Regions from separate parts of the Homo sapiens genome. Here region 1 is linked to region 2. A link is a loop called in an ENCODE intact Hi-C map of the cell type or tissue named here. Cell type or tissue: IMR-90. All regions are shown on one strand. Each heading gives the region's core, and the rest is flanking DNA. Links, peaks and the distances in the headings are about the cores only.

Region 1 (16,268 bases), core at 5,920-9,919, 70 kb after region 2:
CACCACTCCTATTCAACATAGTGTTGGAAGTTCTGGCCAGGGCAATTAGACAGGAGAAGGAAATAAAGGGTATTCAATTAGGAAAAGAGGAAGTCAAATTGTCCCTGTTTGCAGATGACATGATTGTATATCTAGAAAACCCCATTGTCTCAGCCCAAAATCTCCTTAAGCTGAAAAGCAACTTCAGCAAAGTCTCAGGATACAAAATCAATGTACAAAAATCACAAGCATTCTTATACACCAATAACAGACAAACAGAGAGCCAAATCATGAGTGAACTCCATTCACAATTGCTTCAAAGAGAATAAAATACCTAGGAATCCAACTTACAAGGGATGTGAAGGACCTCTTCAAGGAGAACTACAAACCACTGCTCAAGGAAATAAAAGAGGATACAAACAAATGGAAGAACATTCCATGCTCATGGGTAGGAAGAATCAATATTGTGAAAATGGCCATACTGCCCAAGGTAATTTATAGATTCTATGCCATCCCCATCAAACTACCAATGACTTTCTTCACAGAATTGGAAAAAACTACTTTAAAGTTCATATGGCACCAAAAAAGAGCCCGCATCGCCAAGTCAATCCTAAGCCAAAAGAACAAAGCTGGAGGCATCACGCTACCTGACTTCAAACTATACTACAAGGCTACAGTAACCAAAACATCATGGTACTGGTACCAAAACAGAGATACAGATCAATGGAACAGAACAGAGCCCTCAGAAATAATGCCGTATATCTACAACCATCTGATCTTTGACAAACCTGAACAAACAAGTAATGGGAAAGGAGTCCCTATTTAATAAATGGTGCTGGGAAAACTGGCTAGCCATACGTAGAAAGCTGAAACTGGATCCCCTCCTTACACCTTATACAAAAATTAATTCAAGATGGATTAAAGACTTACATGTTAGACCTAAAACCATAAAAACCCTAGAAGAAAACCTAGGCAATAGCATTCAGGACATAGGCACGGGCAAGGACTTCATGTCTAAAACACCAAAAGCAATGGCAACAAAAGCCAAAATTGACAAATGGGATCTAATTAAACTAAAGAGCTTCTGCACAGCAAAAGAAACTACCATCAGAGTGGTCTCGAACTTCTGACCTCAGGTGATCCGCCCACCTCAGCTTCCCAAAGTGTTGGGATTACAGGCGTGAGCCACTACACCCAGCCAGAATTTTAAAGGTAACTTAATGATGTAACTAATGAATAAACCTGCATTTTCATCCTAGCTCTGGTGCTTATTAGGCAAGCATTTTGCTTAAACTCTCTATGCTCTAGTTTCTTCAACCATAAAATGGGAATAAAAACAATTAATCCCTAAAAAGGGTTTCTGTGAAGATCAAAAGAAAAATCCATTAAAAAAAAAAAAAAAAGAAAACAGCCAGTTCAGCTTGCAACTCAAACAATAATACAAGTACTTTTCCTTGAGACAACTGTCATAGTTTGGTAGGTGGCAAAAGACCTTTATGTATATTTTTCAGAGTATTAAAAGACATACTGCAAGTGTAAGAGAGAAAGGACATATACTGCAAGGGAAAAAGGACAAGTAATGGCTTCATGTTATTACGAAAATTCTTTTGATGTGTCTCAGAAACCTTCAGGGCTTGTACAGCATACTCTGAGAACTGCTGATACACACCATTTTGATGGTGATGAGTGTAGTGGAGAGAGATGTGGTGGGGAGAGGTATAGGGAGGGCATGGGGAGAGTTACAATTCAAATTGGGTGGTCAAGGAATGCTTCAGTGAGAAGGTGACATTTGATAGGTGACATTAAAGGAGGTGAGGAAGTGAGCCCTGTCATATTGTGGGGAACAGTGGCCAAAGAAGAAAGAACAGCAGGTGCAACAGCCCTAAGGTAGGAGCATGCTCAGTGTATTCAAGGAACAGCAAGTAGGCCAGGGCAGCTGGAAAAGTGGACATAGGGAGTAGTAGAAAATGGGGTCATGGGGGATATGAGAGCCAGACTGTGTGTAGGGTCCTGCAGGCCATTATAGAGGACTTAAGCTTTAATTTGAGTTAGCTGGAGAATGCTTGAAGAATTCTAAGTAGAAGAGTAACATGATTTGTTTCCATTGAAGAAGAGACTAAAGCTGAGTTGGAAGGTGTGGTCAAATTCTGTATTTGTAAGGTTTGAACATTTATTCTTGAATAATCCCTGACACACAGTAGGTCTTTAAAATAAGTATGTTAGGTGAAAGAATGTCCTTTACTCCTGTACCTGTCAAAACAGGGTTATGTTAGCCAGTTTTTGCTACAATAACAAACAGCCTCAATAACTCAATGGTTTAAAAGAATAAACATTTATCTCTTGCTTATATTGCTTGAAAGCTGTGTTGGCAGCAGCTCTGGTGGAGTGGAGAGAGGAGAATTAATATTTGGGAACAATAATACAATCTAAAAAGGACACTCTGAGGGTGAGATGAAGCCATAGTCAGTTAATTACAGCCCTACCTGAATTAACACACTTGACTAAATCTTTTGCTTATGGAGCCTGGCGGAGGCCGTCTTACAAGAAGCCTGCTGTCAGAATTGAGTCATCAGCTTGCGTGCATGAAGAACAAATGCTTAGTCCTCCTTCTGCAATGCATTCCAAAAGAACGACCACAAAACCATGGCCTTTTCACCCCAGGAGCACAGAGCTTATCTCCGGGTTGCTCAACCCTGACTACATGTGTTCTGTTTGGGGTCCATGAGTGGAGCCAGACATGGGGTTCTGGGAGAGGGTTTTGGTCACGGTAAGTCCTTAAACCACCAATATCAGAATCCCTTGGTAGGGATGGGGTCTTGCTAACCTCACAGATTCCTGGGCTCCACCCTAGGAATCTTTGGAGGTCAGGCCTGGGATTCTCTGGGTCTTTTATATTCTAAAGAGAAGGGACGTCTTAATAATATGAAGTTGGAAAATGAGCTATATCATGATAGCCTGCTCCTGGCTTCTCTTCCCTTGCCTCTGTTATCATCTGGGAGCAATTATGAATTGGATGCTGGAGCTGGTGTACTGTACCAGGACAGCCTGAGGATGATTGGAGAGGTGGGTAGGGCGATTTTAAAACCTGAGTGACTTTCTTAATTTGAAGTTACATCCATGACCTCACCAGGTCACCAGCAGCCCTGGCTATCTTCTCATTTTTATACCAGACTCATCTGGATTTGGCTGACTGTTAGGCCAATATTAAAAGGAAGCTAGGCTGGGTGTGGTGGCTCATGCCTGTAATCCCAGCTCTTTGGGAGGCCGAGGTGGGTGGATCACTTGAGGCCAGGCATTTGAGACCAGCCTGGCCAACATGGTGAAACCCTGTCTTTACTAAAAATACAAAAATTAGCCAGGCTTGGTGGCATGCACCTGTACTCTCAGCTACTCTGGAGACTGAGGCTGGAGAATCACTTGAACCCGGGAAGCAGAGCTTGCAGTGGGCTGAGATGGCGCCACTGCACTCCAGCCTGGGAGACAGTGTGAGACACTGTCAAAAAACAAACAAACAAAAAACAAACACAAAAAAAGGAAACTAGATAGTTAAATGTCATTCTTTCCCAACCTGGACCCTTTAACCTTGAACCTCAGCCTCTGGGTCTCAATGCATCCTGCTTTTGAGGAATGCTTCCTTAAAAATTTCTCAGCTACCAGGACAGCACAGGTGCCAGGTTCATTTTTGTTGGGTGATTTTGTGCCACCAGAGCTATTGCCCTTTAACCACTTCAAGTGATTAAAAATGGATCGTAGTCCTCCCTTGACCTTCGTTGGTGGAAGTTTCTTTTTTTCAGGACTCATCAAGTTCAAGCAGCTCAGGGACACCTCCACTGAGGCCCTCTTTATGGTCCACAGTGATTTATAGTAGCACTAGAACTTCTCACAAAAGACAAATTAGAACTTCTCACAAAGGACACCTTTTCACCGCTTTGTAGTGCTTCCTTTGAGAAAGAGACTTTTGACCCAGGGCTAAGATGTGGGAGGCAAGTTGTTCCCCTTAAGCCTTATTGGGTGGTAGCCTTTAGGATCACACCCATCTTGGCCTCATGTCCTCCTGAATGCTTCAAAATTGGTCTCTGCTTTTGACATGATTTCTCTTTCTTTGTTTCTCAATTTTGGTTTGTGTGAATTCGTTGTTCCCTGATCAAAGGAACACCATGGAAACACAGTGGGTTTCAGGGAGAGGGTGAGTTTTGAGTGTTTTGCCCATCCTGGGTTTAAGTCAGGTTTGCTTTTCTTTTTTAGAGGATCTCATCAACGGTTCCAAATACTTTAGATTTGGTGGCATTGTTATATTACTAAAATTCTAGTGAAGTCTTTGAGATTTATAATTAAAACAGATGAGACTCTCTATCCTCCAATAAAGAGGAAATAAGACCCTAGAGTCTTAGCAGAGGAAATTGTAGACAGTCTTAGTGAGGGAAATACTGAGAAAAAGAGTGAACATCTACATGGGAAATGGCTAACTTCCAAAGGTCATATAAGGCGAAGCATTTTTGATCAGTGGGATGTGAATTTTCATATTTTTATATGTGATGATTAAATGAGTACAATAAGGAACTAAGAAGTATACTGGTTGCTATTATGAGTTTTTTTCCCTGCCATGTGGCAGGGTTAGGATTAGGCCTGTTATCTGCAGTTTTAATCGCAGATAAACAGAAGGGCTTGTAAAGTTGTTCCTCAAAATGTGTTTCTGCCTGGAGGTTCCTTTGTCCAGAAGCAGTGATTATTAAACACTCACCTAGAGACTGTTAGCATTCCATTCATGCTCAACCCAGCATATTCCGAATCAGTAAGTCTGAGGTGGGTCCTGCTAATATAGACAGAAGGCAGGGAAATACTGGGCAGAAGAGGGCAGGTCTCTGGCAAAGGCCCCATGCTGAAGCCTGGAAATCTGCAGCCCTAAATGGGAACAGGCATTCCTGTTTTCATACCCAAATGTGGCCTTTTGGCCTGCCATGCCTGCCTTCCTATCCTGTACCCATATAAACCCCAGACCCCAGACTCCATGAGCAGCAGAGCAGCAGATTGGTGTAGCAGAGAAGGAGAGAAGAGAAGGAGTGTCTGAACATCAAGAGGAGCTTGGCTGGGGATGGTCAGAGAGGAGATTGGCCGCAGGACAGCCAAACCCCATGGGAAGATCATTTTCCCACTCCATCCCACTGAGAGCCACCCCCTTCACTCAATAAAAATCCCCATATTCACCATCCTTCAAGTCCATGTGACCTGATTCTTTCTGGCCACCAAACAAGGACCCAGGTACCAAGAGGGCAGGGTATAAAAGGACGGCACCCTGACTATACACTGAGCTGGTTTACCACTTAGCCATCCGTGGCTGGTAAGTACTGAAAGAGCATTTTTGTAACACCTCCCTAGATGCTACCATGAGGCCGGAGCCCAAAAGCGCTTACCCCGGCTCCTGCACCTGCCCGTCTGCATGCTCTCCCTCCTGTAAAGGGTTTGAGGTGTTGCAGCCAAGCAAATGAGCCACACTCCTGTCAAAAGTCCCAGGAGGGGGTCAGGGAACTCTCCTATTTCATTGGGAATCTGGGTTGTAAATAAATGCCCGGGCACTCCTGTTGCAGCAGGTCTTATGTTTGGGAAATTCTGAGCTAGAATACTGAGGTCAAATGATTATCAGCTTGTGAACTTGGCTTTGCTCGTTTACCCTGAACCTTGACTCTTGGAAATATGTGACTTTAATTTTAATACATGCTCATGACTCTGGACTCAGATATTCTACTTCTACGCTTCTATCTCAAGGAGAATATTCCAAAGCTGGTATGTGTGGAGACAAGCCTTTGAACACAAAATTATTTGCTATCATAATTTATAAAAGGGCAGTGTTAGAAAATAAATGCTTTTCCAAGAGGGGAATGATTAAGTATGTATGTTAACTCCACTTAACAGAATACTTTGCAGGCTTTACAAAAGATATCTGCTAAGTCTGTATGATTACAAGGAAAATGCTCATGATATAACAAAAAGAAAGATGCAGAATATAAAACGCTTGCAACAAGGTTAAGAAGGGAAAATCCCTCATCTATGCATAGAGGACTGGCAGGTAAGAAATACAACAAAGTGTTAACTGAGGTTGTCTTTGGATAAGGGTATTTGAATGCCTTTGTTCATCTTTACATTTTCTTTAATGATCAATTATTGCTTTTATATTACATACACATATGCATCTATATCTATGCATAGATATAGATATATATTTTGAAAACAGAAGAATTGCATGGATTTGATCATGAAACAGGACCTGGTGCTACAGTGTGTGTGGTTAAGACCAAATTTGTTTCTTTTATTAGGAAGTAAGTGGGTGAGATCAGTGGTGTGCGCCTGCAGGTCGCATATAAGCAATGTCCTCTAGACCAGCAAAAAAGATATGTATGTGACAATATTCAGCCACTGAGACTCTTTCCCTGCATAGAGATCGGCAGATGCCATTTCTGCAGACAATAGACATTGAATTCAGTGTGAGTTCCTTGAGGTCTAGATGGCTGAGATTGTTCTAGCTCCAGGGGAACCTAGGACAAAGATGCAAAGGGTGGACTCCCTCCAGTGAGCACAGCTGCCTCCATTCTACTCAGAAAGCCTCCAAATCATCCCTGCAGGACATAGAAGCTCCAGAAATGCTCCTTAGTAGTCAGATAATAGACCTCCTGACTAAGGTAGGGTGATTCTTTCTCTTTAGGATAGAGACAGAAGAGCTTTTAAACCATACTGATTGCTTGAAGCCCTGTGTTAAAAAATATCGTGAGAAAGTCTGGGGATTTAAAATGCACACAAATGGGCCGGTTGAGGTGGCTCACGCCTGTAATCCCTGCACTTTGGGAGGCCGAGGCAGGCAGATCACCTGAGGTCGGGAGTTCAAGACCAGCCTGACCAACACGGAGAAACCCTATCTCTACTAAAAATACAAAATTAGCCAGGCATGGTGGCGCATGCCTGTAATCCCAGCTACTTGGGAGGCTGAGGCAGGAGAATCATTTGAACCTGGGAGGCAGAGGTTGCAGTGAGCTGAGATTGTGCCATTGCATTCCAGCCTGGGCAACAAAAGTGAAACTCCATCTCAAAAAAAAAAATGCACACAAACAAACACAAACACAACTCCACGTAACTGCAGTGCTGTCCGCCTTGAGTGATCAGGGATAGAAGGTGTCAGGTCATGCTGGATGTCTCCCTGAATAGACCAGCTTTTTCCTCTGGCTTCACCTGGCCTCTGAACATCCCTGACAGAGCTTTTTCCACTTGTCACTTTCAGCCCTTCTAAATATTATCACTGAGGCAAAACTGTGCAACTTGAGCCAAATCAACCTGCCCAACTCCACTCCTATGCATCCTGCAGAGCCCTGTGACCTGCTTCATTACTCGTTCATAACAGGGTGGAAGTTAAAAAAAAAAAAAGACTGCACAGTTTTCAAAATCTCCATCCCCTGGCCCTCAGACAAGTCCTTCTTTTATTTAGCACTTAGTTCAAAACCTGTGCTGTCTAGTACAGTACCCAATGGTCACATAAAGTTATTTTATTTAATTTAAATTAATTAAAATTAGATAAAATTTAAAGCTCAGTTTCTTAGCTAAACTAGCTGTACTTCAAATGTTCAAAAGTGGTAAGTACACAGGGTACATAGAACATTTCCATCATGCAGAAAGTTCTAGAAGTTCTACTGAGCTATATTACAATTTCTCTTATCTATGTAATTTATTTTAAGTTTCTCGACCCACAACAGATTAGAAATAGCAAGTTAAGGGCATAGGGAATGATGACAACAAAGAACCTGATATAAAGGGAGGAGATGAAATGATTAGAAAGCAAAACACTCATCCATTTATTCAATCATTAAACAAATGTTTATTGCACAACTACTATGTGCCAGGCAGGTCCAGGTGCTTTAGCTAAAGACAAAATCTCTGCTCTCCTGGAGTGCACTGAACCAGTAATACTTCGAGAATATTTAGTATAAGAAGCCTTGTTTTCTTCATTATCCTCTGAAGGCATCATCCTCTAACAATCTAATTCAACAATTGGTTTTTATCTTGAGTCACTAAGAATAGTTAATATGGTTTAAGAAGTCAACACGTATATACATTTTAGAAAGATTACTCACCCAGTAGCTAAAGGAGCTGGTTTCAATTACTTACACATTGGGGCTGCCTACTCTTTTTTCTTTCTACATTGGATAACTGGCATTTTATATGTAAAGAATCCAAAAAAAGTACCCAATTTCTACAAGCTCCTTTTTGCAGATGAGTTTATGTATTGACTTACTTTCTATTTCTTTTCATGTCAATATAATTTGCTTTCCAGTTCTGTCCACTGATACTGTATGACTCTGGATAAGTCATTTGAACTTTTTTATCCCTCAGTAGGAAAGTGAGAGAGAAACAGAACTAACACAGACATAATCGTGGGTGGCATAAATTTTATCAACAAGATGTCTGAGAGGGTTTTCTGAAACAAGCAAGGACCAGGTAGGATTTGATGAACCCATACAATTTCCCTTTTCCCCCACTCTCTTTCTTGTCCCCCACTCTAAACCCAGAATGAATTGTCTTCTTACCCTTCCCAACTGGTGAAAAAATGGAAGTCAAGCAGTATAAAGCTTAAATATTTGCTTAGAGAAAGAATTCAATTCTGATAGTAAAAGAATTGTGTCAAAACAGGTGAGGAAGAAATTAAAGTCTTTGGGAACACTCCAGGGCTTGGAAGACATAATTTTTCCAGGTGATGGTCGGAGTTCAGTGAAGGAAAGCAGAGACATATATGTCAACTGCTTCTAAAAAGTGTAGGTCAGAATCAGGCCAGAAACCCCTAATTTAAAAATGATGTCAAAGGCAGAGTCTAAGATCACTGATAAATGAGAGGTAGTATGATGTCGTGGGAGAAAACACAGCATTTGAGGCCAGACAAATCTCAGTGAAATTCTAGCTCCAGCACCTACTAGCTGTGACAACCTTTCTTAACTTAACCTTTGTAACTTAACCTCTCTGTGTCTTGGTTTACTTATTTGCAAAATAAAAAGGATAGTGATCATACCTACCATGCAAGACTGTTTCAAGTGTTCTATGAAAGTAATTTGTGTGAATCACCTGCCATACAATAGGTAGTTGTGTTAGTTAAGGTGACACTAGCTTTTCTAACAATTAAATGCCAAATTCCAGTGGCTAACATAATTAAAGTTTTTTTCTTGCCTATGTGATAGACCAAATGGAGAAAGCTGGAGCTTTCCTTCATGTGGTGACTCAGGGATACAGGCTTCCATCTTGCAATTTCCCTTTGTCCATCTAAATACAGAAAGCAGAGGGCTTTTCTCCCTGTGGTCACTCAGGGATTGTGGCTTTCATCTTGTGACTTCTGCATCCCCTGAAACCTCAAAGTCTCTGCTTCCAGGTGGCAAAGAGGAAGGAGAGAGTGTAGAAGCTTTAACTGTTTCTTAAAATTCCTGGCCTAGAGATGAGACTTATCTAGTTTCACTGACATTCCATTGATGAGTACTAGTTTCGTGGCCTCCCCCGAGTGCAAGAAGAGCTGGGAAATGTAGTCTTAGTGTAGCAGCCACCTTTTAGCAATAGCTTACACTCTGAAGGGGTGGCAAATGCATTTGGCCAACAGGTAGCTATTTTGCTATTATGTCCAATAAATGGTACTCATGCTTACACTCTTTGGTATGAAACACATAGTTAAGTGAGCAGTGATTTTGTTATATAACAAAATTAAGTATGCTGTAAAGTGTTCAAGGATAGAGAGAAAGTTCAAAACCCAGCTGATAAAGCTACAGGAGTAGACTAGTTTTTTTTTTTAATTATCGTACTTTAAGTTCCAGGGTACCTGTGCACAACTAGTTTTTAAGGTTCAGTAGTATTTTGGGTCGTGTTTTATTTGGTCATATATGAAACCAAAGAGTGTAATGATTTTATTAATCCACCACAAATATTTATTATACTGATCATATGCAGGACACTGGTCTAGGCATTAGGTGTGGGCTGGGAAGGGTGTACAAAGGGTGTGAGACCTGGCTCTTGCCTTCAAAGAATTTATATTCTGGTAGGGGAGGGAAGATACGCACATCCTCAAAGACTCGTAAAGACAGGCAGTTTGGGCAGTGCCCTGAGAAGTACAAAGTGCTATGGGATTTGAGAAAGGGTGGGATGGTTTCTGTCCAGCGTGATTCAGCTGCAGGAGAATATTCCAAGCACTCAGTGTCTATTTGCCCCTGGACACCACTCTACTTGCTCCATAACACCACCTAACTTTGTTTCTCAAATCTCCTCTCTGCTCCATGTCTGCTCTCCATGGCTGAGAGCCCTCCTTTTCTTTTTCAGTCTGGGTCCTTGGTTTGTCTTTCCTCTCTGGCAGGCCCTAGGTTTACAAACTCCATTTTCTGCAGTGAATCCCTTCTCCTGGCAACTCTCAAGAGCTTTGCTCCAGGGAGCTGCACTTCCTAGGTGTGGCCTTATGTCCCAGATGCCACTCAATCTCCTTGGCTCTTTTCTGTCTTGGGGTTGGAGGGAGGGACCACTTCATGAATAAAACTGCATTTCACTTAGGCCTTGAAGGATGCACAAAATTTTGTTAAGTAGAGATGAAGCTTTCATTTCTGTAATGCTTGACTCAACAAAAAGGCCCTTTGTTACCACGGATTGATTTTAATTGGAATCTCTTCAGTTTCCTCTATGTTTTTGGAAAGGCCACTGTATATCAGGCATCTTGCTGATTGCTGATTGTACATGGGATACAGAACTCCCATGATATAGGTAGGGTAGCTGGTATCACATCCATTTAATGGACGAGGGAGACTGAGGCTTGAAGAAGTCAGGTGACTTTCCTGGTGTTAATCAGCCAGTAAGTAGAATAGGCTGGATTTTTCTCTAGTTCTCTTTCACCCTAGTCCAGTGTTCTTTTCCATGTCACAAAATGCTATGGAAGTTCAAATGGACGAACTGAATTGTATCAAATTAAATTTCATTCAAAAAGACATAAGACCCCTCAAGAATATTTGCAATGTAATACGGCATTCTGAAAGACTATAAAACCTCCAGCAGTCAAAGAAATAAACCTTGCAATCACTATTTGCTGCATGCGTGAAGGACTGCATTAATGAACTAATGAGTGTATGGTGCCCTGATAGTTCCTCTAATCTGAGTGGGTAAGCAAGTCCGTACCCTGTCTATTCAGAAGCAGGTGCTGACCCTGACAGTCTAGTCTATAAGTGCAGAGGACAAGCAGTCCTCATCCCTTGCTTTTGTGATCCCCTCTGGTGAAAGTGTGCCTTGCTCAGGTTAGCTGAAACTGACATTTAATTTCAGTTCTACTATTACTCCTTCCCCTTCAGATTCTCAGGGCAGGGTGTCGAGGTGGAGGGGCCCTCCTTGTGAGGAAGCAGCAGCAGCAGATTTTGCTGATGGTTGAAGAGGGATTTAAAGAGAGGAAGGGACTTGAGAACAGAATGGTTTGATGAAACAAGAAATGGGTTGCCCAGAATACAAGGGACAACTTTGAAAACAACAGAGATGTGAAGCTAGTGGAAGGGATGGAGAGGTAGATGCAGGACAGGAAGTGGGTGCAAGGGTGAAAAGCATGTTTTGGGTGTTTATTGGGCAAAATGCTTAGAAGATTTAATAGCAATGCCGAGCAGTCATGGCTGGGGAAAGAATCCAGAGAAATGGCATCTGAAATGAAAATGATGAAGTTCACCACTATCCCAGGGCTCAGAACCTGTCCTACGTGCAGAAACATAACTCTTGCCTGCTTTGGAAAAATGCTGAATTTTTCTATTTGAGAACAAGCTGCACCTCTTTCGCCCCTGGAGGTAGGGACAGGGAGATGTGAAAGAATCTCTCTCAGTTCTAGCCATGAGCACTATTTTAAAATGCTGCTTTTCTTAAATGCCTCATATTTTGAAAGGTAACAAAATCTATGTTTGAAATTAGAAAAATAAATGAGCAGGAAAATGGTGCAGCAGGAAGAATCTGAAGAGGCCATTGAGAGATGGAGGTAGCTTTTCAGTTCTGAGCTCCCCAAGGGTGGGGCCTACCTCATTCACCTGGGGCCGCCGTCTCTGGCAAATGTCGGGAAAACAACGTACAAATGAATGACTGATGCATAAGGAAACTCACTTCTGGCTAGACTAGAGAAGTGGGAAATTGAAACAGGGCACCTGTTTCAGACAGGCTTTGTAGGGGTGAGGGTGTGAACCCAGAATGTCTCGAGGTCTGAGTTTCCTGGTTGTCTTTTCTGCCACCAGTGAGCAAAGTACAGGAGCAGTAGTAGACTTGGCAGAAAAGGTGGCAAGGAAGGTATTTGGGTGATGTGTGTATCTCTCAGGATTAATGTCAGGACGAAATGAGAACATCTACTCATGGAATGTGCATTTGTTGAGCTCCTTGTATGCACCAGGCAGTTAGGGACACAGCAGTGAACTAAATAGGCAACAATCCTTGCCTTTGTGGCACTGACATTGCAGAGGGGGCAGGCAGACAATGAATGAGCAGACAGGTAATAGCAGTGGTATATTAGATGGTGGTATGTGATGGAGAAAAACGTAGCAAGAAAGGGGCTGAGGGAGTACAGGATGGCTGTCAGAGAAGGCCCGTGGAGAAGATGACATTTAAAGCATATGATAGAGCCAGAACTGCATCGATCTGGGGCAGGAGCATTTCGTGCCCAGGGTACAGAAGGCACACAGGCCCTGTGGGGAAGCTGTCAGGTGTATTCTAGGAGCTTCAGGGAGGCTGCTGGTGTGGCTGGAGCCCGGTGAAATGGGCAGAGTGTGCTGAGGATGAGGTCAGAGAGGAGCAAACCCTTTGAGCCTTACAGGCCATGCCTGGAACTTGGGCTTTTACTGTAAGTGAGATGGAGCCTCTGGAGATGAACAGAGCTTGGACAGGATCTGGCTTAAGTTAAAAAGATCATGCCATGTGGACTTAGGTTGTATGAAAGTCTCTTAAGGTACTGGTGAGAACATAGCACTTAATAAATGTTAGCTGTCGCTATTATTAAGCTTATTAAAACATAGTGGGGAGAGGGGATCCCAGAGTGGTAAGTGGTTTCCTGTAATGCATGTTACACTTCAGCTCCACCAGCTTCTCACACATTGGTTCTGATAAAACTCAGAACCAATCAGATATCAGATGGTAAACATGCTTGGAGATTACAAGATCTTGGGCCTAAAACTAGATTAGCAGCGTCCTGATTTGGTGATGAATTGCCTCATGGATGGAATAAGCATCTATTGAGCATCTCCTACATGTCCGGTGCTGAAGCAGACACTGGTAATAAACATAGACATAAGTGGGATGGACAGAGTTCCTGCCCTCACAGGTATTATTTAATTCATACCTCCTCCTCTGGGCAATGTGTGAAACAGACATGAAACAAACAATTATGTAAACCATTATCCTGATCTAACAGTGATGAGTGAAATGAAAGATGGGTGCTGGGTGCTCTGGAATGCACTGCAGAAGGTCATCATGAAGGGCCTCTCTGAGGAAGGGACATTTAAGCTAAGACAAGAGAAAGGCGGAAGGTGTTGTGGTGGGAAAGAACCCTCTGGGAGATGGAACAACATATGCAAAGGCCCTGTGACAGGAAGGAGAAAGTGATTCCCATGTCTGGGGAGCAGAGGGCTTGGGCAGAAGCAGGGGAGCCCAAAGGGGTGGACAGGGCTGGTCAGGTAGGAGCTTTTGGCATGTGGGGATTTGGGCCTTTATTCTGAATGTAATGGGCAGTCTTAAAGGGTTTTCAACAAGGGAGTGACCTGACCAGACTTGCAATCACTCTGGCTGAAGGTGGGGGGCAGCCTGGGTGGGAATAAGCATGGACTTGGGACCTGTTGGGAGGCCCTTGCAGCACTGAAGGGGTCAAATTTCTACATGATGAAAACTGAGGTTCAATGAGCCTTCACGGTACTGACATTGCAGAAGGGGCAGGCAGACACCCCCATCTTCACTAAGGCTGTTAGCCCTTGATATAAAGACCACGGGCATTGGGCTTAACCTGGCCTAGGATCTCAATTCTGTCCCTTCCTGTTTTGTGGCTTGGATGTCTCTCAATTCTTCATCTCCTAAAATGAACAAAATTACACTTGCCACACTGGGTGGTTTGGGAGATATGGGAAAATATCACAGTTACCTTGGGGCTTAACAGCCCACTAGTGCTCTGAGAATCAAAAATTGGACCATTTCAAGGGATCTGAGTAAAAGGTGCTCAACGAATGTGAGATATAACCATTGCAAGATAAGTTTCTGCTGTCTATATAAACCTTGTTTCCAAGATTAATCAACGCTTATTTAAAAAGGAACAAATGGGCGGGCGCAGTGGCCCATGCCTATAATGCCAGCACTTTGGGAGGCCGAGGCGGATGGATCACCTGAGGTCAGGAGTTTCAGACTAGCCTGGCCAACATGGTGAAACCCATCTCTACTAGTAATACAAAAAAATTAGCTGGGCATGGTGGCGCAAGCCTGTAATCTCAGCTACTCAGGAGGCTGAGACAGGAGAATCGCTTGAACCCGGGAGGCGGAGGTTGCAGTGAGCCGAGATCGTGCCATTGCACTCCAGCCTGGGCGACAAGAGCGAAACTCCGTTTCAAAAAAAAAAAAAGGAACAAATATTATTAGCATGTTGAATAGGGAAATGATTCCTAAGAATAAGACTGGGCCCTGTATTTCAGCTGGTGTGGACTGTATGCTTATGTATTTGCGTCTATGTACTTATCATTCATTTGACAAATAATAATTCATTATCTCATGCTGCTGACGTGGTACTAGGTGTTATCTACGGGTGACACAGAGTTGGCCCTCATGTCTATTTCTTCCACAGAAGACTACAGAACTTCTGACTCAATTCCTTAGTTAGAAACCGGAGGGCGAAACTCTGGTTTTTCAGTTTCAATGGGTGTTTTAATTGTTCCTTTAAAGTGTCACATTTCATCACGTGTATCATCATCTCTTAAATTACATTATCTTGAAAGTTGCTACTCAAACTTATGCTATTCAAATTTCAAAAAAAATTTTTAAATGATGAACCTCAAGTAATTTATCCCGTGAAGTTCCAGAGGATGAAAATGTGGCTCAGAGATGATTAAAAATCAGACAGTAAAATATACACATGGATACCTCAGAATTTGTGATGTACTCCCAGGTCCACTGAGACCTGTGCACAGCATGAATCACTGGCTTCTGGTATTGAACCTAAGACATGAAGTGGGGGCAATGTGTGTCCCACTGTCCCCCATTATAACATGCCCCTCGGGCCAAATGTTCTATCCTGATGTCCCCTCACCCCTGGAAAACATGCAGTTGTCAGAAACATGATCACATAGTGAATTTGCCAGGCAAATTGTGAAATATGAGTCATGGTTCTATTTGTTCTGCAATTGTGAAAATTGCAAACTTTTTATCAAGATAAAAACTGAAACTTTGAGTGTCACCTCATGGGGGGAGCCCTGACACTCTCACGTCAGACTGTTCTCCTCACCCACCCCCACGGCTCTGGTCACGCTATGCCTCTGCCAGGGACCAACCTGCTGTTTAGTGTTCAGCACCCAGAGAGTGGCTTGCCCGGAGGCCCTTTCAAATACTGGTCACAAGCACTGCTGTTAGCCTGACCTCCAGCTTGCCTGTCAAGTAGAGGCTTGGTTGTCCTGGAGGCACTGCCTCTCTCAGCCCCCTCCCCTCCTACTGTCCAGACTCGAGTCCAGCACTCCCTCTACCCGTGTGCTCTCCATATCCCTGCCCTGTAGCCAGGGACTCCCAGTCACCACTTACCTAAGTTTCATTCTCTAAAGACCCTGGTAATTGGAAATAGATTCCTACTAATGCACTAATTTGTTACTCCTCAAGAAGTAAATGTGATCTTAAAGTGATCTTAGGTAGATAAAGTCTTAATCCACTGGTTTCCTGAAGTCCTCATCTTCCTTGGATGTACCTGAGGGTCACTATAGAAAGCTTGGAACCCTCCGCCCTCTATCAGAGCTCCAGCCAGAGCTGTTCTGATTTTATACGCCTCCTTAAAAACACTCTATACTGGGGTCACACAGTGTGATCTATGAAAGGGTGGGCTCTGGAGCCAGACCAGGCAGGATGGAAACCCAGCTCTAGCACCTACAGCTGTGTGATGTTGGGCATATCATTTAACTTCTCTGTGCCTTAATTTTGCCATCTGTAAAGTATGAACAGTAACAGCACACTGTATCTACCTTGTAGAATTGTTGGACTAAATGAGTTAAAACATCTGGCATACAGTAAATACTACTTAAGAATGCGCTAGTATCGTCTACATA
Region 2 (16,268 bases), core at 5,831-9,830:
AGCGCCACTGCCTTTGCCTTCCCTTTCTACTTTCTTTCCCTTTTCTGGATGGCACCTTTTATGTTCTGGCTCATTTTGTCTCTGTTTCCCTCCCTCCCTTTTTCTTTTTTTCTCTCTTCTTCTGCCAACAAAATAAAACCCAATCTCAGGAGGGAATCTGATGAGTGCACACATATGAGTGATCATAAGGTCACAACTCGTGAGCAGGCTAGTCTATGGCAGGAACATATCTGATCACCGACTATTTAGAAGTACCCTCTACAGGCAGTCTTTGGGGCTGTGTCACTGGATTGATTCAGTAAATTGCCATTGCTCTGACCTTTGGGGAAGCCTGGCACATTAGGGACCAGAGAGCTGAAGTGACTGCCTGAGATCACACAGCTAGCTACGACAGAACCAGTAGGAGGACTGAGGCCCCTGATTCTCAGTCTCATGTTCTGTGCTCTAGATTATACTGCCTCTTCGATTTGCTTTTTGACATACAACAAAAACTTTAAGCCAAATGAGTCACTCTTGATGGTAAACCTCGAAGTGGCCTTGAGTCAGAGGTGGAGAGTTTTTGGGATGTAAGAGGCTCTTTTAAATTCCCAGCATATAGAAAGTGGCCTGCTCCAGTTATTTTTAAGGATTATCCTGGAAAACACAGTAACAGGGAGTAATCATCTCCTATTATCAGTGTAGACACACAGGACAGGCAAGCTTTGATGAGTAGAGAAAATTAGAGGTAATCATCTGGAAAGAGCAGCATATTTCCTTACCAGCAAAGGCACTGTGTTGAGAAGTCGTGGGTCTTTTAGACAGACAAGAGCCCAGAGAACCTACTGGAAGAGGAAGGCCCTAAAACAAGAGGTGGAGTGACCAGGACAATCCTGCTTCACAATTGCCCTCATCACATCAACGTAAACTGACCCTTCGCTAATCGGGGCATGCAGAGAATCTTCCAGTAGCCAGTTAATCTTCAAGTTTGTAGGTCAGAACATTGCAGGGCTGAGTTAGCTGACCCTTGGATCTGCATACTCTTCCTCCAGGCTTACAGGCTCACAGATCATTTCTGTCCCCTACCCCCAAGGACCCAAGTGCTTTTAACTCTCCAGGCCAAATCCACTTTGCTCCTGGGCTGAAGCACACTGGGCACATTCTTGAACAGAGTTCAAACTAACAGGATTTCCCTAAAACAAGCAACTCCCTGGATGCCCTGGGAAGCACTGTGACTACTTGTGGGGATTAACTTAGCCAGAGCAACGTGGCTGTGGTCCAGAAAGAAAATGTATGTGCTTACAAAAAAAAAGCTGGCTCAGAGTCTTGGGAACCCCATAATCAGAAGCATACTCATTCTGACAGTTTCAAAAGACCCAACACCCACCTCAGTGTGACCTGGCGAGGGTTCAGAGAAATCCACCCCGTCTTTTGTCTTTTGGATGGAATGCAAGAGCCATGTAAGACTTCCTGCCCAGAAGGCAGAGAGTGGGCAGGCCTTTGCCACTCGCCTCAGCAATGTAGGGAGACATGGAGGCCATCCTTTGGCTCATCTTTGGGTGCTGTGACTTCATCTTATGGCATGAGGCATTCTGTGTTAATTCTACATGGCGCCCAAGTCATTGCAAATCTGCTACCTAATCTTCAGGGTTTCTATTGGTTCATGTTTTGTTTTGTTTTTTTTCCTGGGGAAGAGCTACTCATAGGTTGGGGTGTGGGTGGCTCCTGTCAAGACTGGACCTTGAAACAACAGCACTGGCTGGTAGAAAAGTCAGTCTGGGTCTAAGTAGGAGCTGAGTCACCTCTGGCTTCTTGGTTATTTCTAGTAGGCTAGGGAGAGGTCTGGGGCTCAGGGGAGCCTACTGTCTATCTTTAATGAGCCAGATTCTAAGGTTTGAGGTCTGGGAAGAGGGAAAGTCTTACAGCCACTAACAGACACTCTCCTGTGGTCTCTAACTGACACTGCATAGGACTTTGCCTGTGGGTGTTGGGTTTGCAGGCCGCTCCCGCAAAGGAAAATGAAGAAGCTGTCTGCTGCAATTTGTTATGATCCACATTTTCTGCAACTGGAAATGCCAGTGGAGGATTTTAAAATATTGGATCCATACTGAGCCAACTTCGTGGGGGGACTCTGGCAAATGGATGGCTTAAACATTTCCTTAGAAATCTTAATTTTCTAATACTGGCTGAATCTTGGGACAAAACTACTCTTGCAGGTCCAGGTATAGCAGCCAGCCTTCCTCTGTACACACGGGTGCTGGTCTGTGCCTGGGGATGAGGCTTCAGTATTATTCCTTGAAAGTCTTATTTTTGGCGTATGACTCCAATGATGATCACGGATGAGCATGGTACTGCACTTAAAGCAAGATTTCAAACCAGTGCTTTGTAGACAACCCTTAGTTAACACATCATTGATTGCTTCTTCCTCCAAATTCACCATCCTTGCATCTATACATTCATTCATTCAATGAACACTGAATGCCTTCTACTTGCCAGAACCTACCAAGTGCTGAGGAAAGATACAAAACTGATTAAGAAGGAAGAGGTGGAAGCATGATCTGAAGAACCCTTGAAGAGTAGCAGGGTCAGTGTCTTGCTTGGAGTAGGAAAAGGGAAGATAAAGAGATCTTCTGAACATGTAGGCCAAGACAACCCTTGAAGATTTAGTAGATTGGACTAATATGTGGTCAGATCACACATGGCAATGATATGAATGACCAGAATGTCCAAATCTGGAAGAGACTGGGATCTGAACTTGAAGAGGGAGAATATGGTCTCCTTTGTGGGAGTGCATGTTGTTGCCTTCTTATATGAGGGACCCTAGTGATGAGGATTGCTGTGAGGATGACTTTGAAGGGATGTGCTTTTGTTTGTGAATACCTCTATTGAAGCTGCTGGAAAGATTCTGGTCTGTGAGGAATTATCTGGCTGTTTTGATTGGAATGGATAATTCTACGTCAGTACTACAGGTTCTAATGGCAAGGGCTGATCCTAGAAAGGACATGCACATGATCACACTTGTCCACTAGACTAGAAGTTCCTTGATGTCAATAGTATTTTGTCCATTTCATATCCCCAGGCTTAGCAGATGCTTAATATATGCTGGTGAATATATGAAAGAAGTGAAATTTGGGTAAGACAGTGTGGAAAGGATGAGTAGAAACCCATTACTATGACATGAGAAACCCCTCTAGTATCTACCTACTTTTACTGAGTTAGGGGGAAAACCTGAGTCAATTTTCCTTGTCTTCTACCCCCACCCTCCACACAAAGACTGGGTGCAGAATTACCATTCAATTTTCCTCTTCAGCAACACTTTGTGTATTGTTGTCTACAAGCAATGGAAAAAAATGATGCTAGCCTAGGGAACTTAAAAATCTTGGAAGGGCATCAGTTTTGGCAAATTCTAATTCCTAGAGTTGAAAGCATATGTATCAGCCAGTGTCTCTCCAGAAAAAACAAAACCCATGCAGAATAATTTAATAGAGGAAATTTAATATGGGAAATTAGTTACAAAGGTTTTTAGAAGAGTTGAAAGAGCAACCAGGGTAAGGCAAGGCAACCCCAAGATTAGCAATTGCTGAAAACTCCTATTTTCCCTAGGGCTGGAGGAACAAAGGTATTACCTGAGCCAAGAGCCTGAGCTACCTGCTGAAAGCTGGTTCTGGGGGGAATCCAACTGGTAGTGTCTTGATAGAGAAGTCTCAGCCCCTAGTAGGGGAGGGGTGTGAAAACCTGGCTTCTCTTTTCTGCCCATTCTCAAATATCTGCCCATATTTGTCATTTGCCAAACCAAGCAGGAAGCAGTGGGGAACCTTGGTAGTTTATAGAGGTCATCCTTCTTTGAATATAGAGAAGAGCCGGGAAATGGCAGAGTCTGGATCTTAGAGCTTGTTTGCAGATGTCCAGCACAGCATCCACTCATCCATCCCCAACACTCCTGCTGACTCTCCTGTACGGTGTGAAGTTGAGGGAACATGGGTGCACTCTGCTTGGATAAATGGTGGCCCCTTGGGAAGGTTATACTGAACTATTCTCCTCTTTCTTCCATATTTGGCCTTGGAAAATATTCAGATTTCTTACTGAAGCCACTAAATCCCCAAACTAGCCTCACACTTAAGACTGAAACTTACATGAATGGAACACCTTTTAGGCAGCTCCTCATTAAATAAACACTTGACCAGTAAGGGGACAGGCTGGGTGAACTTTGTTTGTCCAGTCTTTGCTTCTTCATTTGCCCTCACCAGTGGGATGGAGGTGAGCAGGAGGGATAAGAGAGGACTGGACATGTGCTGTTGGGTTAGAATTCAGATTCATGGGTCTGCTAAGTCCTAGTTCACAGGAAATGAGGCCAAGCAGATCTATAGGAGAGAAATGGGGGAAACTGAGAGGCTCACTGAAACCACGGATGCCATTTTACATGCCTTGTAGGCTTCCACGGGGTAGACTCCTGGTTGGGGACCCATTCTGTTTGGAGATCCTGTGATCACATAAGTAGTCAAATGCCCTGTGTCAGTTAGAATTTGATCAAGAAAGCTGAACCACTATGAGGGACAAGGTGAATGAGGGCTTTTCTGTAGGGATTATGTTTTACACAGTTTTGGAAGCTGGTGAGGAAGTCGATAGAAGGCTGTTGCCTCGTCTGGTGATGGGCCTGCGGCCATTGCAAGTCCATAGGATCATCAGTTGGAAAGAAAAGGTTGGATATGAAGTGGGAATGGCCAAGGATAAACTGGAATGCGCCAGCATGAAGCCTTGAAGACAAACTGGAATTCACATGTGTCACTCGTTGCTTTAGTCCATTCAAGCTGCTCTAACAAAACATCTTATGTTGGGTAATTTATAAACAACAGAAATGTATTTCTTTCAGTTCTGGAGGCTGGGACACTCCAGATCAAGACACCAGTAGGTTTGGTGTCTGGTGAGGGCTTGTGTTCTGCTTCATGGGTAGTGCCTTCTAGTTGTGTCCTCATGTGCTCCCTTTAATCTTTTTAATAAGGGCACTAATTATATTTGTGAGGACATAAGCACTTCCCCACAGGCCTCTCCTCTTCCCACCATCACATCGAAGATTAACTTTCAACCTATGAATTTGTCAGGAGACACCAACATTCAGACCATAGCACTCACCACCTTGACAAAGCAGTTGGTTTGCAGAAGCAGGTGTCCTTCTCCATAGAACTGGGCACATGCCTGGTTCAGGACCCAGAGGAGCTGAAGGAAGAAATCTTGTAGGATCTGAAAGAGCCACAGGACCAGCTCTGCTGTCTTCCAGCAGATGGGCAGTGTACCTGTAGCAGCAATTTAAGCTAAAAAGATGCCTGGAGCCCCATACCTCCTTCCCAGCATAATGGAGGCTAATTCACTTTCACCTCCCAGATCCCACTCTAAAGTCTCTTGTAGCCAACCCTAACTTAGAACTGTACAAGGAAGAGAATTCTGAGAATTCTAGTTACAGTTTAGCTAAGTCAACCCAGGACAAAGCCAGCATATGTGGCAAGAGAGCTCGGAAAACTAATGGTTGGAGGAGAGATGCCTGTTTGGATACAGAAATGAGCTTTCATCACCCCTGAGAGAGGGAGGTATGTCTTTCACTTCTTGGTGGTTGGCAGCAGTAAAGCTGGTGACCTCCTCTCTGGATGGCTCCTGCACTCAGGGGAAGCCAGGAGATCTACAGCCCTTGGAGACCTGCGAGGGCCCTAGCTGACCAGAGGCTGCCAAGAATTTGCATCTCCAGGATGTATCTCTCTCAGGCTTAGGGAAAAGAGAACCTCTTTGGGCCACCCCAGCCTCTCTCTCTCCCACACAGATATAATCCCACCTCCCTGACAAGGCCGTTGTGAGAATTCATTCGTTAATGCTGGGGAAAGGGCTTTGAAGGTGAAGAGTGCATTGTGAATGCTGTTATAATTGTACACAGATGCCTGAATCCAGACTGGTGGCATTTTGCTGACTAATAGTAGAATTTGTTGGAGTTGGTGGTGACCTTTTCCTCCCGTTACATTTCTAAATATTTTGCTTGTCAACTATAAACAAGCCCATTCCAAAACAAAAATCAGTTCTTCTACTGATGCTCATAAAATTGTACTTGTTCTGTGGAGGATTTCCGGTTTCCCTTTCTCCCTCCTTTCTCTTCTCTTAGGCCAAATGAGGTTTACTTAGCTGTCTGCTTTCCCCTAGAGGAGAGCCTGCTGAGAATTGAACACACCATTTCTTGTTTACCTTCACATTCATTTCTGACCAGGTGGACAGGATGTCAAAGCTTTTAGCCAACTTTTCAGGGTGGCAAACATATTACAGACATGCATTGTTATAAATTACCATCAGCGGTGGACCACATATACAATTGTGGTTCCCTAAGATTATAATAGAGCTGCTCTATACAGGTGTACTATTTTTTTCTCTATTATACTGTATTTTTACTGTGCCTTTTCTATGCTTAGATTTGTTTAGATGCACAAGTGCTTACCATTGTGTTGTAATTGCCTACAGTATTCAGTACCATAACATGCTGCCCAGGTCTGTAGCCTGGGAACATAGGTCATACCATATAGCTTAGGTATATAGTAGGCTTGCCCATGTAGGTTGTGTAAGTATATTCTACGATGTTCACACGATGACAAAATTGCCTAAGGACACATTTCTCAGAACTTATCCTGTTAAGCAATGCATGACTGTGGTCAAACATTTAGATTCTCATTTTTTTTTTTTAAATAACTAGAGAATTGGCCTTTCCTACTGCACTTCTGGCATCATGTCGGCAGTGCTGCTGTTTGTATCTCTGTCCTTTTTTTTGAGATGGAGTCTCACTCTGTTGCCCAGGCTGGAGTGCAGTGGCACCATCTTGGCTCACTGCAATCTCCACCTCCTGAGTTCAAGTGATTCTCCTGCCTCAGTCTACCAAGTAGCTGATTACAAGCATGCACCACCACACTTGGCTAATTTTTCTATTTTTTAGTAGAGACGGGGTTTCACCATGTTGGCCAGGCTGGTCTCAAGCTCCTGGCCTCAAGTGACCCCCCTGCCTCAGCCTCTCAAAGTGCTGGGATTACAGGTGTAAGCCACTGCACCTGGCTTTGTATCTCTGTCTTTCTGAACCTTCATCCATTTCTTTCTTGTCCCATTTGCTTCTGTATTATAATTTTGAAGTGTGTAATAAGGACAACAGGTTGTAATACATACTTATAGCCTGTCTCCCCACCTCCCCTTTGAAGCAAGGCCTTTAATTTTTCAATATCTCTTACATTGGTTAAGATAAGATGAAAAGAAGAAAAGAGGAAGAAAAATATCTCAAATTACTAGAGAGGCCCAGTCGACACACGTAATAAAGAGCTGAGCCAAAGAGGGGAGCAGGGAGAGAAAAATGAAAGCAGGCATGAAGTGGGCTTTCAGGAGAGTGTGAGAGCCATAGAGAGGGAAGGAGTAAATAGATTTTTAGGGGGAGCCACTGATAAGTGTAAGAGAATAACCATGAAAGATATCTAAAGAGGGTTGGATTAGTCTGCTGGGATTGTCATAACAAAATGCTGCAGAGCAGGTAGCTTAAACAGCAGAAACTTACTTTCTCACACTTCCGGAGGCTGGAAGTCCAAGATCAAGATGTTGGGAGGATTGGTTTCTCCTGAAGCCTCTCTCCTTGGCTTGCAGATGGCTATCTCCCAACATGGCCTTTACTCTTTGTACATGGTAACTTGATGTCACGTCTTACAAGGACTACAGTCATATTGGATTAGGACTGCCTCTCTAATGACTCTAATGACCTCATTTAACCTTGATTACCTCTTTAAAGGTCCTATTTCTAAATACAGTCACATTGGGGATTAGGGCTTCAACAAATGGATTTTAGGAGGACGCAATTCAGTCCATAACAAGAGTTTTAAAACTATTTTATTATATGAAATATATGTCCTCCCCTGATTTGGTGTTTTCTAAAAAGAACAAGAAAGGATTTAAATAGCTTTCAATTACATTTATCTATCTTTTCTGTTGAATTGCTTTTAACATAGCACTTCACCAAGCCTGGGCCACAGGGCCTCTGGGTTTATATGTGTTACATTCAGATTCAGGCAACTCTCTGTTACCCAATTTCAACTAATTAGAATGTAATAAAGTAGACTTGATAAGAAAATCAGAAGGAACCTAATTTAATCTCTCATTTGTAATTCAAAAAGCCTCTTAGGAGTTTACTTATCCCCAAATATGAAAATTATATGTATGAAAAAAATCCAGCTACAGTTTTGTTGTTGAAAAAAACAAATGTCATGTAACACTTATTTTTTGTAGGTATAATCAAGTATTTATAACCACATGTAGCTCTATATAGTTATAATGCAGATTTTCTTTTGCTATTAAGAAAAAAAGAATTGTAGCCTCAACTCTGCTAGTTTCGTTTTTGATGATCATCTAAATGAAACCTGTCATTTAGTGACTGTAATTTGGAAGTATCAATAACTGTTTGAAAATAAGCAAACCACAATCTGGATGGGAGAATAAAGCTTGTCCTCCAAGACCATGGTCTGCTTCTCTGATTACTGCTTGGAGCTGCTGCAGATTCACATAATGGCTCCTTAACCAGTGCTCGGGGCAGTAGCTATGAAATCTGGAGCACATTTTGCCGAGGCTGCAGACACATGTTGTATGTCAAACATACAGTGCCTGTCAAGATACAGTTCTAAAGTATTGGTGGCCCCACACCCTTCACGAGATGTGTCAAGAGCATAGAGAAGTGCATGTGGCACCTTCCATTGTGGGTGCAAACAGATCTGCAGCCCCTGGACACATCTGAGCTACTGCATCACGTTGATGTGGTTATTTGCAGGGTCTAACCTCAGATCGTCTTGCTGAGGAATGGCACACAGAGCAAATATGTTAGAGTGGAAGAGAGAAAGAAAGAGAGTGTGGGAGAAAGTTCTGTGAGGGACATAAATGGAAGAAGATATGAATGTCTTGTTTATTCAGGGACAATTTCTAGGCCAATCAAATCAATGCTATAATAAGGCTAATCTGGTGCCTACTCATGCAATAAGACAATAGTGAGATGTGGGTCCAGTTTTACAAATGCCATAGTAGTGGGTCCATATTTCCCTGGGATGGGCCTTTTTTAAAGCCATTATTATTTATAATTCATTCACATATGGAAGACGATGGTTCCTTATGGTTCAAATGATCCAAATCTGGGCCTTTAAAGCCATGCATGATTTATTTGCACAAGGAAATCATGTTTTCTTTGGAGCTTTTCAATGGAGGCATAATTACAGTGTTGCAAATACAGTGCTCTATTTAAGGGTCTGTCAGCATTTCCATAATAAACCTCTATTTTCAGGAGTCCAGAACATTTCCAGAGAGAGAGAGAAAGAAATCCTTCTAAAATATAAGCTTGGTGGGTCCATCCGGGGACTTTATTTTTAATCCAAATCTGTAAATGCATTTGCAACCAGACAGTCTTCTGTATTTGTGTGGTGGTGCCAGTCATGTACCAAGCGTCGCTGGACCCTGCCCAGTGGGGCTTCAGCTTTAAAGCAGGATCTTCCTGGGAAGCAGCAGCGTGCTGGGTGGCTGGCCAGCTCCCTTTCCAGACCCCAGCTGATTGCCAACTTGCATCTCAGCTTGAAGAAAAGAAAAAAATGTTTTTGCTCTTGCTTTTTCTCTCTTCTTTTTCTGTTTAACTTAGGCATATGCTAACTTGGATCTTGAATAATAATAATATGAATAAGAACATTAAGCCTGATTTGAGGGCCCAGTATGTGCCTGGCGTTTTACAAATACTTAATTTTTAAACCTTATAACAATCCTGCAAAGTAGAAATGGTTATTCTTGATTTTTAGATGATGAAAACAGACCGAGGGGAGGTAACTTGGCTGGCTAAGAACAGGAGAGCAAGATTCGGGCAACTAAGGCAGTAACTGAGATATCCCCATGATGGGCTCCACAATCTTTTGGGAGGCATCTCTCAAGTTGGAGCAGCTCTTTTAGAGGGAATGAGACTAGGAAAGGTGGATGGACTCAGAGAAGACATAGGCAGGACACAGAAGGCTGGTGGGAACCGGCCAATCAGTAGAAAATGCCTTGGAAGACATTTAACAACCTCCCAGAGTATGGTTTCATAGGTAAGTGTGATTTGAGTTGAACCTGGATAAAAATATGTGAAGTTTTTGGAGGCTTGCTATGTGGCAAGCTTACACTTTACATGGATTATCTCATTTATTTCCCCATTTTACCAAAACAGAGAATGAGTTTTTATAGAGATTGGATAAAATGCCCAGGATTATATAATGAGGAAGTGGCAGAGTTCCCAGGTCTGGAATCTTGGTTCTTGACCATTATGCTTTATGGCTTCCAGGGGGCCAGTCTCCCTCCTTTTGGAAGGTACAGTGTGAATGGAGACAGGAAGTTGAAACTCAGGATCCTCCTGCTTTACGTGGGAGATCCTTTCTCCGAATTGCTGATGGATCGTTTCCAGGAGTTTGTGTGTTGGCATTTAGCAGAAGGAAAAAGGTAATATATACCCCTCTGGCACAGGGAGGACAAGGGACAGGCAATGGAGGGTAAGAGACCACCCTCTGCACTGCGTTTGCAGCCAACCACGGGGAAAGTGTTTTGTAAACTCCTGATCCCTCGTGGGTGGTGTGATTTAATTCTTTTTCCTTCTCTTTTCTGGGACTGCTTTTGGGTTGCTAGTTCCAGCTGAGACTAGAAGTGGCAACACACAGCCCAGGGAGCGGCAGTAGAGGAAAGAAGGGTTTTCACTAAGAAACTTTTCTTCCTTCTTCTTGAAGCAAAATCAGGTAACGCTATGGGGGATATTGCTTACTGAGGTATTTTCCTGCTGTTGAAGCTGGGGTCAGGGCTTAATGTTTAGAGGGAGAAACTCAAATTGTCTTTTTAGAAAGCAGGATGCACTTATCTTATGGAAAACGATTCTTGGGGGTGGCAAAATCTGTTCTGCCGGGATTTACTGAGGTCCTTCTAAGGGGTCTGTGTTGGGCATTATTCTCCATAAGGGAAAGTGTCTTGACTGGCATGGAAAAGCTGATTCAAGTCAGTGTTGGAGAGAAATGGTAGAGGGAGGTCCCTCCATGGTGCCAAAACTTCCACGCTAATTTGAGAGATTGCCACACTAGTCCTACTGAGAATAGGAAGTGAACTGACTAGTGTCTATTTAGAATAAGTGCTATTCATTTATTCAGTCATTCATTCATTCAACCAGTATTTACTGAGCATCTACTATATGCTGGACACTGAGATAGGAGCTAGGGATTCAATGGTGAGCCAGACAGATGTGGTTTCTACCCTCACAGAACTTAAAATCTAGTTGATAGAGACATTAAGCAGATAATCACACTAATACTTAAATAATTATGACTGTGATAAGTTCTTTAGAGGAAAATACAAGGTCCTGTGAGAACAGATAAAGGAAGAATTAAGTCCTTTACAATGCATTCAGCTGCAAATAACAGAAAACCCAATCAACAGTGGCTTGCCTAAGTAGGGTTTGTTTCTTTCACATAACAAGAAGTCCAAAAGCAGACATTTGCTGGCATTGGTTCAGCGATATCAAGCCTCCAGGCCATTTCTTGCCTCTTCCCTGCCATCCTCAACATAATGATTTTCCACCCATACGCTTGTTGCCTCATGGTTACAGAATAGCTGCAGCAGCTCCACTTTCAAAGACTGGAAGCACAGGGAAGGAGGTATACTAGAGAACTCTTTTCTCTAACATAATTGTATTTCATCAGCAGCAACATTTTTTTCCCAGAAACCTTTCAGCAGACTTTCTGCTACATTTTATTAGCCAGAACTGAGTTTGTTTTTTTTAATGAAGACTACAGAAAAGACAAACTAGTCAGTGATTATATGTGTATAATGATAAGTAATATTTGTGGAATGCCTTATAAGCCACACTTGTGTGTATTAAGTCGACTGATTCTTACATCAATCCTGGGAGAGAGACAGAGCAATTTTTCAGATGAAAGCATTGGAGCTCAGTTGAGGGACTTGACCAGAAACACGTAGTCAGTCCCCCTCCAGCTAGAGGTCCTCATCTCACCCTTGGGTGCTTGTATCACCAGGTCTCTGCTGTGTTTGGGAGAGTGGGATGATCCTGAGCCCTAAATGCAGTAGATTCCTAAGGGGACATGATGGTTTGCTCGCTGAGGTATTTGCTTAGAGTCTCGAAATGTTGATAGTGTCTCTCTGATGTTTTCCTGTGGCTATCCCTGGGATTCAAAGTCACATGGTAGGAAGGAGACCAGCTGGGAAGAAAGAAGCTTTCTTCTCATGGTGAAGTCAGAGTCTCACAGTGGAGCCTTTGGGATCCTTACTTGCCAGGATATAAAAACAGGTATAGAAAATCGTGTCTGCTGATGGAACCATGACCTCATTTCCAGAGGACTTTGGAAATGTTGATTTTAAGTGTTTTTGAGTAACCCTCCCCAACCCCTGGCACCCCACCTGGGCAAAAAGCAGTGCGTTTAACATCTAGGATACATGAATGAACATTTAAACCACAGATTCTCATGTTATTCTGAAGGCACCCAAAAGAGGCAGGCTGCCAATCATATGTGACATCCTAGTCTGCTCCCCCCAGCTCCCAGCATGCAGTGTGTGCCCGTCACAGCAGGGTCATGTCCTTGGGTCCTCAGGTTGTTTCACTCTTCTCACCTCCCTTGCTGCCTCTTGTATCTGGGCTCTGAGGTTGTTGGTTGTCTGTTGCTGGGCTGGTTGAAAGTAGAGACAGACCTGTTGGCTTGAGACCATCCTATGAAAATCAGGACTGGCAGGGAGCCCAGAGACGCACCAGCACGGGGCTCTGCATCCCTGAGTTACGCCAGTGGAAACAAGAGTCATGTACCCTGTGCTGGAGAACGTGTAAAGTTGACACCGTTTACCAGATGTTCCAGTGTTTTATGAGCTTTACGAGGCCTTCTGTTAAGTAACACTTACTTTAAAAAAAGTAAAGCTTGCCTGCTCTGAGTGGAAAGTTTTTGTCTTTTGTTTTTTTAAAAAATCTTTTGGGTGAACTCTGAGGCACCTGTTTGCACAGCAGAGCTCTGGCCTGTGAGGGGCTGCTTGTGGTGAGTGACAGGCAGGGAGAGGTATGTGGCAGGCAACCTGGTACAGATTTTAAAAGGCCAGAGACCAGAGGCCCAGGCTCCTGGATGCACAAATACACATGCAAACAGGGACCCAGATGTGCCCCCTTTCACTTTAATACAATAAATATGTTCCTGAAATGTTGAGTACAAATCACGTGTTTTTGTAGCCCCAAATATTAATAGGCTATTTCTTTCTTATGCTAGGAATTGTTGTAGAAACAAAAAATTACCATCTAATTCATTTTTAGTGTACTTTGGAATTTTCAAAAGATAGATTTGATTAACATAACATCCATTTTCATCACATGCTCTAGAGTGCAGCATATTACAAAGTGGGCATTTATCATATTTGGTGTCTTGAAGATGTCATTCAAGATGGTGAACAACTGGCATGCACGGACAGGCATGAAAAGTTCAATGCAGAACGCGGCAAACCTACTCAGGTGAAGGTCAGGAAGATCAAGATCTAAATAATTTGATGAGAGAAAGTCAGGAAGGAAACAGTTGCTCTGTGGGAGCAGTGAAGAGTTCTGTTCAGTAGTGTTGAGGAGAGGCCATCAAGAAGGCTGAAAACAACCTGGTTTGGTACCATCCTGTCCAAATCACTGCCACACACAGACAATGGGGCAATGGGGTGTGTTAAAATCAACACAGACCCCTGTCACCTTATTATCCAACTTAGTTTGGGGAGAAGGAGGAGGAGGAGGAGGAGGAGACTCTGTTTGTCCCACAAGTATATTTTGAGTGCAACTCAGTTATGGCCCAGCAACCAACCAACAATCTTTATAATTATAGCAGCACATCAGTGTCTATGGGTTAGAGGTCTTCTGACTCCTTAATTACATGTGTGGATCTCCATCCTTGTCTCTACCAGGGTCCATTGTCTAAAATCAATGCCTTCAATGGGAGCAGGGCTTTCACTGGGCTCTGCTGCATGCAGAGAGAGTAGAAAGGAGCTAAGTGTGGAAGGAAGCACCTCAGGTAACACTGGTTACCTGGAGCAGGAGCATTGAAGAGGGGAAGGTGGGATATGAGAAAAAAAGATCATGGAAGAGAAAAATGTGTGCACTGTATTAAAAGACAATATGTGTGATATCCCATTTATATAGAAAATGTATCTATGCTCACATATATAAGGAGATAGATGAAAGGATGGTTATCAAAATGTTGGTGATGATTAGCAGGTTAGTGGGCTTTAGGTTAGCTTTCATTTTAAAAAATACTTTCTGGAGTTTGAACTTTTTACAGTGTTTATTATTTTAAAATCAGAAAACAATAAAGCTACTTTCGATGTGAAAATAAAAATAGCAAAATAACACAAAGACAACTCCCTGCATTTCAGAGCTCAGGGTGTCTCTCCTCCTCTCTCCCCATGAAGCCTGGCTACATACTGGAAATGTGGCCTCCAGGAGAAATAAAAGAGGATACAAGACACGGATCACTGATGCCACGGCTGGGGTTGTGACGTCTTTTTGGAAAACCAGTTGTTGGTTACCAGGTGGATATCTCAGAGCATCAGCACCAACCTTGTGGAAACTAAGCTTGCAGAGGCCCCTGTGATCAGAAGGATTGCTCATATTTTTGCTTTCCAACGGATAACTACCGAGAAGGTACTTATTGTCAAATAAAGTTAGGCTTGTTAACTTCCTGCAGCAAGGGAGAACATACCCCAGGGACCCATCTCAGGAGGATGGAATGGGGAGGGGCATTTTATAAGCTTTGAACTCATGCTTAATGATGGTAAGGAGGGACTAGGGGAAATGTGGACCTGCTCTGAATTGCATGCCAACATGAAGTGGGGACAGGTTGGGTATCTCAGCAACTTCTGAGGCAGTAGGAAAGAGACAAAGCTGGAGATGTCATGGGCAAGGCAATCTCTAAAAAGAAGAATTGTTAGTCACTTTGCAGCATGGTGTGGCTTTGGGAGAAACACTGATTTTTGTTGGCCTTGCCTCAGGCCCTGTCAAGTCTTTCAGGGATGTTTCTGATGAACAGCTGGGTTGATTTTCGTTTTCCTTCCCTGGGGCCCAGGGCTAGCTGTCATTGCTGGAGAAGTGGTTAGTGGTGGTGAGGGTGATGGAGGCTGCTGTGTCCACAGTCCTGGCTGGGAAGGGTTAGGGTGGAATGCATGGAGCTTTGGCTGCTGCCCAGGACTTCATCCTTCATGGTGTTGTCAGGCATTGGAAGCCTGTGGGAGTGAGGAGAAAATTGCTCATCAGGTTCCACAGGGCAGGTCCTGTACCCACTGACATAGAGGCTTCTGGGGACAGATGCCCATCAAACCAACTGAAGATGCCTCCAGGCCTCCCAATAGGTGTTCGAGCCCCACCCTTGCTGTGCAGAGGCTGGGAAACTCCTCAGGAATCCTGCCTGACTTCCTCTGATTCACTTCATTTTCTCCATACCGCTGTTTTCTCTTCTATGAAGAGGGGAAAATCATACCAACTTCTCTAAGTAAAGCCAGGATGGCTTCGGGGGCAACCCAGATTATATTCTCCAAGAACTCCTAAGTTCAAAGAGAAAGAGGATGCCGAAATGTGTAGGTCTTAATGTGGGGTGAGCTCTTATTCTGTGGTCAGAAACACACAGTGGCCCCACTGACGATGGCGCCTGCCGGCCTGCCTGACGTCCTTGTGGAGTTACGATGGTGGCTGCCGCTTACTTTTCTTCCCTCCCTTTGCTTACCCTGAATGACAACTTCTTCAGGATGATACCCCTGAACCATGGCTTCCTCCTGTCTCAGACACGCCTCTTTTTCTTCCTGTTCCTATGGCATCCACCCCTAAATTTGTCCTGGCCTCATTCTCCCAGGAGCAAGGTGGAGGGCAGGAGGCAGACGGGCCCAGGATGGAAGGTCTCCGAGTCTTGGTCTTCTGACTCAGGCCCTGAGGCTACTACCTCTGTGGCTGCCCAAAGTGACAGGCGCGGCCTCCGCCTTAGTGGCTGGCCCGGACTCACTTTGTCGGCGGAGGGTCAGGACTGGCCCTGTAGTCTGCTCATAGGACCTGGCTGTCACCCACAGGCAATTCATCCTGACCGCGTCTGCAACTGTGTATGGAAAACAACAGCAGTCGCTTTAACAGCAAAAGCAACAAACACACACCAAACGGGATCATCCCTGTGCTCCCAGGTGGTGGGAGGCAGATACGGGAGGGAGGACACATTTTCCTGCGATATTGAATAAGATGAGCAATGGTT

Evidence for each region. A loop is a pair of places that touch in the nucleus more often than their neighbours do. Peaks named below come from ENCODE experiments on the same cell type or tissue, not always from the same donor. Only the 100,000 strongest peaks of a DNase experiment are listed, where the experiment ranks them.
Region 1: it touches region 2 in a loop (2.2-fold over the local background); 1 of 110 quality-filtered maps calls a loop at or near these places.

What each region holds. Positions count from the first base shown.
Region 1 is chr6:45,695,204-45,711,471 of GRCh38, forward strand. No RefSeq gene overlaps it. Among named protein-coding and RNA genes, the nearest start is that of RUNX2-AS1, 130 kb to the left of the region's middle. RefSeq lists an enhancer at 6,302-6,809 and a silencer at 11,311-11,360. In IMR-90, for the core only: no CTCF peak of the experiment used is centred there; a DNase peak (open chromatin) is centred at 8,058.
Region 2 is chr6:45,625,024-45,641,291 of GRCh38, forward strand. No RefSeq gene overlaps it. Among named protein-coding and RNA genes, the nearest start is that of RUNX2-AS1, 56 kb to the left of the region's middle. In IMR-90, for the core only: no CTCF peak of the experiment used is centred there; no DNase peak of the experiment used is centred there; H3K27ac peaks cover 31 bases.